Regions from separate parts of the Mus musculus genome. Here region 1 is linked to region 2. Evidence: chromatin loops called from intact Hi-C (ENCODE). Cell type or tissue: gastrocnemius. All regions are shown on one strand. Links, peaks and the distances in the headings refer to the core of each region. The heading gives the core; the rest is flanking DNA.

Evidence for each region. Peaks named below come from ENCODE experiments on the same cell type or tissue, not always from the same donor. Only the 100,000 strongest peaks of a DNase experiment are listed, where the experiment ranks them.
Region 1: it touches region 2 in a loop (2.4-fold over the local background); 5 of 42 quality-filtered maps call a loop at or near these places.

What each region holds. Positions count from the first base shown.
Region 1 is chr16:43,570,847-43,577,771 of GRCm38, reverse strand. It overlaps Zbtb20 (zinc finger and BTB domain containing 20), which reads right to left. Exons shown (of 11, transcript NM_001285805.1): 7 at 5,981-6,038; 8 at 579-742; 9 at 24-211. The coding sequence starts at 589. Among named protein-coding and RNA genes, the nearest start is that of Mir568, 66 kb to the left of the region's middle. In gastrocnemius, for the core only: a CTCF peak has its summit at 3,543 (motif pointing right); DNase peaks (open chromatin) are centred at 2,505, 3,151, 3,581 and 4,109; H3K4me3 peaks cover 789 bases; H3K27ac peaks cover 2,500 bases.
Region 2 is chr16:43,356,133-43,363,057 of GRCm38, reverse strand. All of the region lies in intron 4 of Zbtb20 (zinc finger and BTB domain containing 20), which reads right to left. All of the region lies in intron 1 of Gm9968 (predicted gene 9968), which reads left to right. Among named protein-coding and RNA genes, the nearest start is that of Gm9968, 4.1 kb to the left of the region's middle. In gastrocnemius, for the core only: no CTCF peak of the experiment used is centred there; a DNase peak (open chromatin) is centred at 3,331; H3K4me3 peaks cover 234 bases; H3K27ac peaks cover 1,651 bases.

The DNA of each region.
Region 1 (6,925 bases), core at 2,203-4,702, 210 kb before region 2:
CATCACCTCACTGCGGTACTCACAATCAGATGACCCGGTGTGAGCGTGAGAGTTTGTCAGTGAATGTGTCGAGTGGATGAGGGCTGGGGCTGGAGACAAAACAGCTTCAAAGTTCAGGCAGGGAAGGGCCGGCTTGGCGCTGGATCCGCCCGGCTGAGTAATCTCATTCTCCTCAGATGCCTTCTGGTTTTCAGCTGTCTTGGGTTTCTTCCTGAGAATAAACAAAGGGCCCTTTGAAGGAACTGACTGCATATTTGGGAAAAGGCATTTTTAGAATCTGTTAAAGATAACTTGATTTTTTTTTTCTGAAGGGGGATGGGAGGGAGTCCAGTATGTCCCTTGTTTTAAAACAAGCTGATTCTTGTTTTTTTCCCTCCAGTAATGGCCTAACTGGGAACACACGAAAGCATATGGGCCAAGCAAACAGCACCACATTTGGACTCTGTTGGCTGTATAAAAAGACCCTGTCCCAGAACTTTAGACAGCTTGAGCTACGTATGGCTGACATTATCCAAGAAAGCATCCTTTCCCCCCTTAGATTTTTAACATGGTCTGGAAAAATACTAGTGGAGGTTTACCGTTCTAGCATTTGTCAGGAAGCTTAGAGACAGGACCCGTGGAGTAATGGGAAGAACACTGGACTGGGAGTCAGGAGACTTGAGCTACGGAACTAGCTGTGCCTGCAACTTGCTGTGTGGCTTTGGGCACCTCACTTCACTTCTCTGGGCTTCAGTTTCCTCATCTGCAAAATAAAGGGCTTGGATTAGAAGGCCCTACACGCTCCTTCTAGCTTTAAATCTGTTACTATTAGTTTTATGTGAAAGCAACACAGAATTTCAAATCCTAGTCTCCATCTGCAGGCTGTCCAGAGGAAGGGGTAGTGGCAGAGGTGACTGTAAAGTAGGAAGTGAAAAGCGATTAAGATGGTGTAGGTTCTAAGAGGCAAAGATGAATGGTGTCTCACACATACCCTTCCCTCTCTCTCTCCATCCCAGCCTTAAGATTCTCCATGCTCTTTGGTTTAGTATAGGCTCCCAGAGTTTAGGAGCATGACTGGTATTTATGTGCCTTCTGAGGAAGAGATTGCTGATAGGGAGTAGAATGGTGGTGGTGTGATTTAGTGAGGAACAGAATGTGAAATAGTTCAGCTATCAGTCAGCCCAGGATCCTTTTCTCCATGACAATCAATGATAACTAGCAAATCGGCATTTATGTAGCGCATGGACACCCCAAAAGGGATGAGATCCTTCTTGAACATGTCCCCAGTTTCTGTGGCTTTGTGTCTTTTTCTATCACTATGCTACCATAGAGTATGGGTCCCCCCCCTTTTTTTGGATAGATTATGTGTGGTACATAATCTGTTGTAAATTGCTGTGTTTCCATGTTCTTGTTTCTATGAGCATGGCTTTGGACTTGTATACAGAATATTTCGTATTGAAATGTGTTGTACTGGGTAGTCAAATCTGCCCTCGCAGAATATGGTGTTATGATTAGTATGCTGTGTTTTTAGTCCAACAGGTTGTGAAATCAAATCTGTTTCTTCAGAGGGCATGAGGCAGAGACAGCGTGGTAAAGATGAGGATGGAGTTGGGGGCTTTCAGATATATTTCTCAGTGTGGAGAAAGCCAACATAACAGAAACAAGCCGCAGTGCCTTATTCATTGCTGATGGGGGTCTGGGGCTAACCCTCAAATCCTGTGCCTATCAGGACCCCCAAGGATCTGCTCTTCTGGTCTTTCAGATTCAGAAAGGATTAAAAATCAAAGTCTTCCCTGTCTAACTGCCCCCTCCCACTGTCTGTTTCCCCTGGAGAAGCAGTGTTTCCTCTGAGGGGCCTGTTTCTGCCACTGGGGCCTGCCATCGGCTGGAAGCCCCTTGCTCACTTTTCTCTTGCCCCGTGGCCAGCTTGCCCAGCTGTCTTCACCAGCCTGCTCCCTCTGCAGACGGCAGCCTCAATGCTTTCCCTACTGCGCTGCTGACTTATTCTCCTTCCTCCAAGACCCTAGCTCTGCTGCTTTCCAGTCACTCGATCCCGCAGCACCGTGGCAGCCTGGAATCTGAGGACAGTTCCTTATCTGCCCTACCTTATCTCATGGGCCATGTGTATTGGCTGCCTTGGTGTGCGTTTATCATTCCCAGGGGTCTGGAATGTACACTCTTGGCTCTTTACCTTTACTCATTACTGTCCTTGCTTTGAACTGCCTTTTCTCATCTCTGCCGATGAAATGAGAGGAACCTTCCTTCACACTTATTAAATGCCGTCTCTATGCTAGACTGCTGTGACTCCCCTCTTTCAGACAGGATGGCTCCTCTCTGCATCACTCTGAGATCCCTCAGTGGTTGCAGGATTCCTGCCTTACTCACTAACTCTTTATTTCACTAACAGTTCCGTGCTATTGGCTCTCAGAGAGAATGGGCTTTCTGTGGAAGGGGAGTGTCTTAGCAGTTGTCCCATTTCTGGTGTTCATCCCTTTCTTTACTCCGCCTTTCTGCTCCCCTCCCCCACTCCCCCATCCACACTCTCGGTACAGAGACTAAGTGGCTGTGATGTGCCACAGAGGCTGAGCAATCTTGGTCCTGTCCTCCTGGGGTTACTGCCTATTCCATAATTCCATACTGTGAACCATATACACAGCAGCCACTTGCGAACTGTTTGCTGACAGAATTAAATAGAGCTGAAATTTAAATATACTTGGAGACCAGTCCTAGTTTGAATCTCAATTAAGCTTCCTCATTTTATGCGGCAGGGGAATCAACCTGGATTGGTTGCTTTTTCATTGATTACAAGAAGAGTCTTTAGTAAGAGTGGCTGGTCCTTGTAAGTCACCTAAATATAGGGACAAAACACCAATGGCCATCATTATGTAGCAGAAAAAAAAATGGTCTCTATGTTTACAGACAAGGCCTCAGCTAGCTTTTGACATGTGGTTCATGGAATTAAGAGCACACTCTTGCACCAGTGTACTGCCAAGCCACCCATGAGGTCTAACTCTGGAGAAATTGCACGGCTTATGCCCTTACTTCTTGTCCTGAATTAGAGTTTGATGCATGCCTGATTTTCTGTGCCCCACCTATGTCCAGGACCACCTTTGGTGGCTGTCCATGGCCCAGGGACATTGTAGCCACCTCAGCGAGTAGAACACATTCAAACCCAACCTGCCTGGCCCCTTCCCTTCCTTGCTTCCTGCCAGTTCACTTCTCCTCTTACCACGGCAGTGCTCCAACGTCACAGACCAGAGCCCTGCACACTGTCCGTTGGAGCACTTCCTCTCCCATTCCAACCTCTTTTATAATTCTCTGGGATTCCTTTTTCTGAAGCCAAGAAGCGTTAACACAAAACAGCAGTCTGTCTGACATGCACAGGTGCTGTTCTATGACCAATTTTTTTTTCAGTTTGTGGTTTATTAAGGAGGAAAGAGCAAACTCTCTTGTAATTAACTGAAAATGCCTTCTTTGGTTGCATAAAGGGGATTGTATAAACATGGCACATCTGAGGACATGTCTGTACAAGTCTAAGTAGTTTGCACTATCCCCTGGCGCCTGTAGAGGGCAGCAGCACACTGGCTGACTCCAGGCAGTATTTTAGAGCCTAAACTACCAGAACCTTCCTCCTGGTCACCATGCCAAAGGCTGGTGTGCCAAGCTCTCTCTGGCCTGGCCTCTCAGTCTCTTTCAAGTTTGTTCTCTCCCCGCCTGCTGTGCATATTCATATTCTCTCTCTCTCTCTCTCTCTCTCTCTCTCTCTGTCTCTCTCTCTGTCTCTCTCTCTCTGTCTCTCTCTCTCTCTGTCTCTCTCTCTGTCTCTCTCTCTCTCTGTCTCTCTCTCTCTCTCTCTCTCTCTCTCTCTCTCTCTCTCTCTCTCTCAACTATACACTCTGATGAGGTTGTCCCTCAACCAGAAAATGAAAACTTCTACGTAGAAGTCAGAGAAGCCAACAACAACAACAAAGAAAAAACCCGGGGGAGAGGAGAAAGGGGCCGTGAGGGAGAGAGACTTCAGAACAAGAAAAGGGCAGATGTTTCGCAAATATATGCAAAGCAAAACTGGGTGTACCCTGAACACTTCTACAGAAAAACAGGCCAATCATTGTGCACTTCCTCCCGCCACACTGGTGCAGCTCTGCATTCAAAGAGAGAGAGAGAGAGAGAGAGAGAGAGAGAGAGAGAGAGAGAGAGAGAGAGAAGTGTGGCCGCAGGCACCCGCCTTTCAACGGTCAGTTCTGACATTCTGACTGAACATGTCCCAATTGTCCAAAGAACAAAAACATTTTCATCTCCCCACTGTGAACATTTTTGTTATGAGAAAAAGGCTGCTTTAAGAACCAGGAAGGCGTTTAAGGTGAAGGGCAGCTGAGCTGGCCGGCAGAACCTTCTGGTCTTTAACTCTCCCTGTGCTGGCCCCGGCAGTAAGTTGAGGGCTGAAACATAGCAGTGAGTGAGGCTGTGGAGGCTGCTGGCTCGTCCCAAACTAGACCATATTGTTTTTGCAGAGAAATATGCATTAAAACATATGGATGCGCTGTTAGGTATTAAGCCTGTTAAATGCACGGGAACAAGGCAGATCGGTGGTGTTGGATGTATACAGTTCACACTCCTTCGCACATATTGCACACATACAGTGGCAGAAGTGCTTTCTGCAACATATGGAAAAATAAATATTTTATCCATGCGAGCTCTTATCAGTCTCCAGGGTCTGTTGAGAGGCGAGTGCTCTCTTCCATCTTTCTCCCTCTCTCCTCCAATTCTCTCCTTCCACTGGGCTCCCACCCTCTGCTGCAGATTATGCTTTCCACTAATCAGCCTGGCTGGAGAGGAAAGAATTAGTCAGAACCTCCCTTTGATAAATAATTACGCAGTCGCGGGATCAAGATAATTGAGATCAGTGATGCCTTTCTTGGCCTTTCTGGAGTCGGAACCATTTCCTTACTTACTCTGCTGTTTAACTGTAGAGTGTCTGCGGACAGACGGAGAGGGACGAAGGAAAAAGCCACCGACACTCCCACCTAGGGAGGGGAATTTAGGAAAACTGAGCTCCACTAGCTAGCAGCCTTGTGCCCGAGGCAGGTTATTTTGCATCTTTGAGGCCTTATCTTCCCTATCTGTAAAATGGGAACAGCAATGCCTTCCAGCTATGGGCTGTGATTAAGAATAAAGGAGACGAGCCAGGTTGTGTTTAGCACAGTGCTGGTCCAGAACCAAGTGCTGGAGAATGGGGCTTTTTGAAAAATATTAGTCCTGTGGTGTTCATGTTAGCTATATAAGTAAGATCTTCATCTTAGCAGTATTTTGAATATCTGGTTCAGGGGCTAACTGCCATCAATGGAGAAGGAATGTTAACTGCCCCCTTCTGTTCACATGCCTGTCATTGCTGTAGCTGTGTGGACAGTCCCTTGGAGCTGAGGGTCAAGCAAGCTGCGGCGGGCCATGAGCCTGAACAACACTGTGGCTATTCATGGACACCACCTACGGGACTCTGGGTTATCGCGCCTTCTTACCATTCAGCCTTTCAAGACATGGCCCAGTATTCTAACATTAGTTTAAAATGTTTTCATGATTAAAACATTTTATTATCTCAATCTTTCCCCCCTTTCTTCTTGGCAGGGCTGATTTGAAATATTTTTTCAGTGTCTTTCCTCCCTCACAATAGTCAGGATCCTGGCAGGAAATAAATGGCACATATAAAGGTTTTAACTGAAGGGAGTTGAATGGAGGGGACCATGTCTGAGGTGTGGGTGAGACTAAGGGATGCTCAAAGCATGGTGAAGACACGGGAGAGAGACAACGAAGAGTTGTTGATCTCATCTTTGAATCAGTTAAACTGGAAGGCAAGAGCGGTACCTTCTCTGAAGGAGCAGGATGGCCCTAGGGTGGGGTCTTACAGTCTGACTTGGAGAGCATGGGCTCTGGAGTCCCGAGAGGTCGCTGGGTCATGCATTAGGACAGGGAATGGGAGATGGGGTGGCAAGATTCGTCAGCGTACCTACTGCTTCCCTTTCGCATTTGCATTTCCTTCACCCTGTTCCTCTCAATTATACTTTCTGGAAGGAAAAAGCAAAATAAAATCAGATCAGTCCTCTGTTAGCTTCCATGAACCTATTTTGTCTGTTTGCCATTTATAGAGCCGGCAAACTGAATAAGTGAGGCTTTGTTTGTGTTCTTTGCTACACTTCGCGGTGCCCAGAATAGTGACACCCACTGAGCGCTCAGTACATCTCAGTGGATTGAGTAGACATACTCATCTCTGCCGTGCCAGACCCTATATATACACCATCTCATTTAATTATCACAACAGTGAGTGTCAGCAGGCAGCCCTGCGCATGTGTACAGGTAATGTGTTCAAATCAGCACTGCTTCATCATTACCTCACAAATGGCGAGAACAGGTACAGAGCACACGCAGCCCCAGGAAGGACACACTGCTTCAAAGTTCATGTTTATATCCTTCCCACCTTAGGAATTATGTCTTTTGTGTGTGTAAGGAAGCAGTTTTCTGAACAGCAGAGACTATTGGGTTGTAACTCAGTCTGCCCTGTCTCTGCAGCTCAGGAGAAGGCAAAATATTTTTCTGTGACAATAACATGTGACTGTAGCTTTCCTTGCAATTTCTAAGAAGGATTAGACCCCAGTTGTTAGGTCTGAGTTCTCTGCAGCACGAGAATGTAGGAGCAGCGAAGAATACACACACCGTGCTACCCTAGCAGTGCTGCAGTGCTGACACAGGCTTTACTCTGTGCTGAAGGAAAATTCCGATGTGAGAAGCGTGCACGTCTTGTACTTGAACGTAAGGATAAAGTCTGCAAGTAAGTTCTCTGTGTGACTACACTGAAGAAGCAATGTGTGGTCTCCTCTCATGCCATCAATCCGCAGTCCTCACTGTCCTTCATGCCCGTCTTGGCCAGCCAGGCCTGCCCATCACCTATATGCCA
Region 2 (6,925 bases), core at 2,361-4,860:
CTAAGCGACTGCACAGCTTGGCACAGGCCAGGATGAGTCAGCAGTCTCTGGTCATGAGAGGCCAGGCCTGGAATAGCATTGGGGTGTGTGTGTGTGTTGGGGGTTGGGGGGGGGGGGAGGCAGGTCAGGAGCAAAATGAAGCAGAAAGCCAGCCTAGATGGCAGGACTCAACTGTGTAATATGCAGGATACTGCAGGTCACAATGAAAGAGCCTCATTAGCCCTGGGGTAAAGAATATAAAACTGCAGAAAGAACGGCCGTAAGAACAAAACAGACTCTGAAGGCTAAAGCATGCTGGTTATTATTACTACATGAGCACCTATTTATTCATGTGCTGTAAGTTCAAGTAAAAACAGGTAGTTCCATACTATATTGTTTTAGCATTCTGATATGTTTTCCAATTGCTAAGTAGCAAAACAAAAAAGCAAATATAGCCGTTATATAGAGAAGTAATATACTCTATAAAGTAGTTGTAAGAGTAACTGATACATCAAGGATGGATATTTGGGATGACTGCATCCTTTGTGTAGACACAAAATCATTAAGTCTACATCAAGTCTGACAGTAGAAAAGAGCTGAGAGGAAAGAGACACAGCAAGTTCAATGGTGCACACAGGGAGCACTGCATCGCGTCTAGTTCTACCCAATACGTATAGTATCCAGGACTCTGTTAGACAGTGACCGCCAGGATTCCGAAGCATCACTCCTGTGCTGTACACTATAATACAGCCAGAGGTAAGCCAAAAGAAAGGAGGGGTAAAATCTAAGTTAAAAAAAGAAATCAGTGATGGAGAGGCAAGCTGTGCTATAAATCAACTGATGAAAACTACCTAAAACAGACAGAAAGATACCAATGTAGGTAAGGCTCCTGAGCGGGAGACTGGGAACCCTCGACACGGAAGGGGAAAGTCCGGCTGTGGTTTGGAGCTGTGTAGCATGGGAAGCAGAATGAGCCTCCAGAGAAGAAAAACACTAGTGAACAACTTGAAGTTTGAAGGGGAGCCGCCAAGATCTAGAACACATTCTTAGCTTTTAGCTCTCAGAGGCACAAGGTTGTGTCTGTTAAGAAAACATGTATGACAGGCTATGTAGCTTCTGTCCCACAGCATGTCAGTAGAGTATCCTATCACATGTTCAATGAATTTCCTAGTCTGTTTCCTTCTCTTTGAAAGGGGGGTGACCGTATCATCCTAATTGGCGTTATAAAGGCTGAGTTGATGTTTATCTATTTTTGTCATGGTATGTCTGTCTGACGCCGAATACACCAGAAACTACTATTATCACTAGCATCACTTATCACCCTTATGTGCCCAGTCAGAGAAGCTCTGCCATTGGTGTCCCACCAGATTGAGTAGAACCAGAAGAAATACTACAGGAGATCAGTTGGATGTAGGGCTTACCATGCTGCTTTGAAGAGCTTGTTTTCATGTGGGATTTTCAGTGTTACAATGTGAATACGGGGGATGCTGATGATCTATTATGTGAAAACCTTGATTGGGGAATCCATGTTATCAAAGGAACTGGGAGCCTGACAGTGTCTAGTAACCAGAGGCCAAAAGAAAAAAAAAAATGAGGGAATTTTTAGAAGCTACTCCAAAAGCAACAGGATAAAAGTGCTATTGGCCTTGACCACATGATGAGGCTGTTTTACCAAAGGGGAAAACTTAGTCCAGTTGATTGTCCCAGCCTAATTGATTAATTGTGGGTCTGACCATCTGGCTGATGAATGCTGACACCCAGCAGTGATTACTGTGTAACACAAGTCCGGATGTGCTCTCCATGATGCCTCCCACATTAATGGTAACACTGACCCCCAGGTTAGTTTATTTAGGCCTCTTGGCTCAGTCTCTTCATGGAACAGTGGTTGTGGCAGGGAATATTTTACTAGACCTGGTCAAGCATATCTTCTTCTCCTGTTTCAGTGGCCGCTCCTTTCCAATTCCACCCCGATCCTCTCCTGAGCCCTCTCGCACATAATCGGTTTTCATGCAAAGCCCTCCATCTGCACTTTTCATCATGTGGCCGAGGCTCTCATCTCTGGTCGCTCTATTGTGAAGAAGGTTGTTGGACTGGCCTGCAAGGGGAGCCCATGGAGTCCTTTTCACTGTGTTATCTGGACTGGTTTACTATCACTTACTCATATGGTTACAAAACAGAAATTATTTCATCCAAATCTTGAAACTGAGCTAAAGTTCTACAATATTTCAATTCTGTATGAAGATTAAGAGAAGATAATTCTTACATCTTAAAGTTATTTGTCATTCTTAGATGTGTGCCATGGATAGGAACCATCCTTGTCCTGAAACTAACTTGAGATTTCAGGGAAGCATTTCTGAGTTAGAGAAACTGTATCAGGCTGAAGAAAATAGCAGGGTACAGTAAGCGTGCCACCTACAAACCACTCTACATCCGGACACAGCATGTACGCACAATTCCCTGGGCAAATCAGATTTGAACACATGCAAACTTTAGATATTACAAAAAGTTTATTTTCTTCTTCATTCTATTTGGTGGAGAGGTAGGGGACAGTAAGCCCACAGCAAATGGCTTGAAAAGCTTGTGTGAGGAGTCACAACGGACAGTCATCCTTTCTCTGTTCTTTTCCCATCCTGATTTCTACCTTGAAATCATCCGTCTCCTGGTCTCCACAGACACTGAACTCCTCTGTGTTTGGGCTGTATTGGTGTTAATTTTCAGCAGAGAGTGGTAGCAGCATGCTGAAATACAGAGTTCTGTGTGGGGAGTTGGGAAATATTTTTGGCATGGCTGTCAGTAAACAACTCTGTATCTTGGGCAAGTCAAGTCCCTTAACTCCCCATGTCTCAGTTTCTTCATTGAAAAATGATAGGGTAGGACTGCATGAACTCTGCTGTTTCTGCCAACAGTAAGATTCTATGGTTCTATAGCTCATTTCCCTTTTTCTCCCCTCTGGCATCAAATGCTCAACAACTCTGCATAAAATAATTTTTCTTTTTCAGTTACTGAAGGAAAAATATCTCCTTCATTTACTGCTGGGCATTTTCTATTTGTACCCCCTCTTTCTTTTTGATGTTAGATATTTTGAGTCATAAACATGAACATATTCAGATAGATGCTTTAAATTTGAAGGCATTTAAGGAGAATAGCTTTCCCATGTAGAACATTTAGTATAGCTCTGCATGGAGGAAGCCAGCCATCCAAAGTGGAGCAAAGGGGCCAATTCACAAATGAGAGGAAGCCTTTCATAATAAGAGTCTCCAGGCTCTTCAATTTAGATAAAGCTCAAATGCTATCAACTCCCAACTACGTTTCCAGTCAGCCCCAGACACCATCACAGACACTTAGGACTACAAATCTGAGGACCAACGCTGGCAGGGATGCCGCTCTTATTTCACCTCCACCATCCATTGCCAAGTAGGATTTAGGATGGCATAGTAATAAGAGCCAAGAGGACAATCTGTCATTTATTTTCCTCCAAACTTTTTGAAATTTCCCATTTGGGCTCTGTTTCCCAGTTTTAATTTGGTAACTGCCATTTTTCAGCATTTCTTTTAACAGGTTACTAATAATTTCTGATACAGGATCTCATATTTCATTTTCTGCTGCTAGAACTTGCTGTTAATATTTCATCTGCCTTCAACTCAGCTCAGAATAAAGGCTGCTACATTTTAGATACTCTGTTAACACTTAGGTTCTGGGAATTTCATCTCCAGAGTTCACTTAGTTTATCCATATCTGGTTAAGTAACAGGTTGATGGTACAGGCAGTATCTCAGGGTGTGCTGCTAAACATGTTGCAGATTCTTGTGGTAGCTCTTCTCCAAATCTCTGACTGAGAGACTGAAAATACCCTATTTGTTTTCCAAGGTAACTTATGATTGGCTTTTGGAAGCGGAGTGGTTTTGACAAGCTGTGGCTCACAGAAAGTTCTAGGTTAAATTTTTTGTTTGTTTGTTTGAAATTTGCTAGATATATCACCTGTGAGGCCAATCTCTTTTTCTATTTCAAGAGAGAGTCAAAGTATACATCTGTATTGCTATATGGATCCAATAAATTTAACTGCTGAAGATTACTGAATTCTCAATAAATAATAGCTATCATTAATAATTTATAAATTCACATTATATAATATTGGATTTTGACACATTTTCCAAGGTCAACAAATTAATCCAGATTTTTATTTTTTAATAACAAATTCACTGAGAACTAGAGTAAAATCCTTTAAAGTGTAGATCAGTAAAGTCATATGGTCAGACAGTGTTTATAGCATCACCGTTTGCTGCCTTTCTAGCTAACTAAATTCTCAAAACATTTTGTTCATCTAATATCCAGGTCCAATCTTAGTCTGACCTGTGAGGACATATGGACTTCCTCCAACCCTAAGCATCACAGATCATTTTAATGTTACTTCGGAGTGTATGAAGCAGGTTCCATCGGAAGAGAAAAAACACATTGCAGTAAAGAACTATTAACACTAATAGGTGACTAGAATAAGGGGAGAATACCTTAGAAGAATTAAAGATAACTCTAAACATGAAAGAACAGCAAATGTAAGGAATAGCCACTCCTTGTAGAGCTCACATAGCATGTTCAAGGAAAAGTTGTTTGTATTCTTAGACAACAATCCAGACCTTGCTGGGTACAAGTAAAATCTTTTAGGATTTGGATACAGACATTGTTCAACAAGGCACAGGCATTGTCTACTGAATGCCAGAAATGTGCCAGAGAGCTTTCTCAACAGAAATTGTTGGTACCTGTATTTTTGAGTGGCAGTAAAAGATATCCATGGGATAGAACCTCATGTATGTGTGCCTGCATGGTGTGTGCCAGGAGAAGTGGGCAGAGATCAGGTAGTGGGGTTGCTATCTGTACCTCAGCTGGAGCAAATAGATAGGAGTATGTTCCATACTGACAAACACTAGAAAAGTTATGCAAAAGAAAGAAGTCAGGTTCTGGAGAAATTGTGCACAATGCATTAGTCGGCCAATGGAGTAGATAGAGCCAGGAAGGAAGCCCTCTGTAGTATGTCTACTGGACTCTCAACTGACAAAGTACCTTCAGGCCAGTGGACAAAGGAAAATGCTTAACTTGATCTTAGCCACAAGTCTGAGAAATGATAAAGGAGAATACTTTAAAGAGTCACAATTTTTGTAGAGTAGGTAAGGAAGGGTGAATTTAGACTCAAAGGGTTGTTAGGGTTCAAATGAGAACTGTCTCCATAGGCTTGTGTACTGGAACACTGGGGTCCTTGCTGGTGACATTGTTTGGAAAGGTTATTTAGAACATTTGAGAGGTACAGCCTGGCTGGAGGAAATCCATCACTGGGGTGGGGTTGAGAGTTTATAGCCTTGCCCCACTTCCAGTTAGCCCTGTTTCCCTATAGGGGTTTGGATGGGATCTCTAAGCACAAATAAACTCTTTCTCCAGATGCCTTTGGTCATGGATTTTATCACAGCAATAGAAAATCAATGAAGGCGATTGGTAACAGACACAGGTATTATTTGCTCACACATTTCATGAAATAACTCACTTTGGACTTACGATCTAGTGTTCTTAATGTATTGCACTTTTATTTATGTTCATTAATGAACTGACTCCCTCTGTTCTGCTGGATAAATACTGTCAGAAGGAAGGGAAATAAGAGGCTACTAAATGGAAACCTATACATCACCAGTTTAAAAAAACTCAGTACTAATATTTGTACAGTTACCCTTCTCTCCCAGTGCTGCCCACACTTTTATGATTTACTTAAGGAAAAGGCCAAACAGAAATATGACAGTACTGATCTAACTCTGTGACCCAAATCAGCATCCCCTCCACACACCAGAATCCCAGTGATGTGGACTATTAGGACCATGACAAATAATTCAAAGTTGGAGAAAGGTAAAACCCACCTTAGGTCTCACTTTTTCTTTCTCTCCTAACTACAAATCAGTGTATTCTATGTTTCTGATATAATACTCTCCTACACTGTAAAACTTTTATTAAACAAAAAAGCACCAGGGAGTGAGCAGTTGGGTTCATTACTAAAGACACGTGATGATTACTGTTGGGATTAGCTTTAAACCAAGGTAGGAATATAGACTCCAACACAGTTCCCTTCTTCTGCTTGCTTTCCTAATGTAAGAAGGGTTTTGTTGTTGTTGGGTTTTTATTTTTTGGTTTTGTTTTGTTTTTGTTTTTGTTTTTGTTTTTTTGGTTAATAGAAGTTAGGTTTAAAAACCTCTGACATTAGAAAACTGCTTGCTTATTGTTTGAGCACAAATTCTAAGTGGATCAGTAGAGTGCTAAGGGAAGTGTACTTTGGGGAGGCTCATGCCTCACCCATAAGTCCATCTTTCCCTAGGCCTGGTCACAAGCAGTACTCATCTCACTGCAGTGGAATAGATCCCTTTTCATGTCATGTCTGAAAAACCAGGAGTAACATCCATCAAGACAAGGCTTTCTGGATCCCCTCACCATCCTCTCACAATCACATTGTGGGCATCTCTGTCAATCACAGGTGGGGATGCTTAAGGGCTTCTTTTGTTTGTGTTACATATAAATACCAAGGGAAGACACACTAACCCTGCATTGAGGCCCTCCCTCCACACCATGTTCACATACCTCTGAGTCAGTTCTCGAGTCAAGAAGAGATGATGCACACAGAGCATCATGAATCCCTGTAAAACGGGCTGGCAAGTCCATTTTATTTTCGTTTGCCCTTCTGTTCAGCTGGCTTCTCGGCTATGACCCACTCTACTTACCCTGTCGGCTGCTCTTGCTAGCAACATGCCTTTTTAATCAGCCTTCCTGGGGTCTGCATTTGATTACAGCATTTGTGTTCTATTTTGATTCTTTTGTACTGTGCCCTGTGGTGTTAGCTTGAAAGGTGTTATTTATAAAATGAAATTCTATTGTATTGCCACTTGGATTCAAAGAGGACATATAATATTAATGTAGAATGT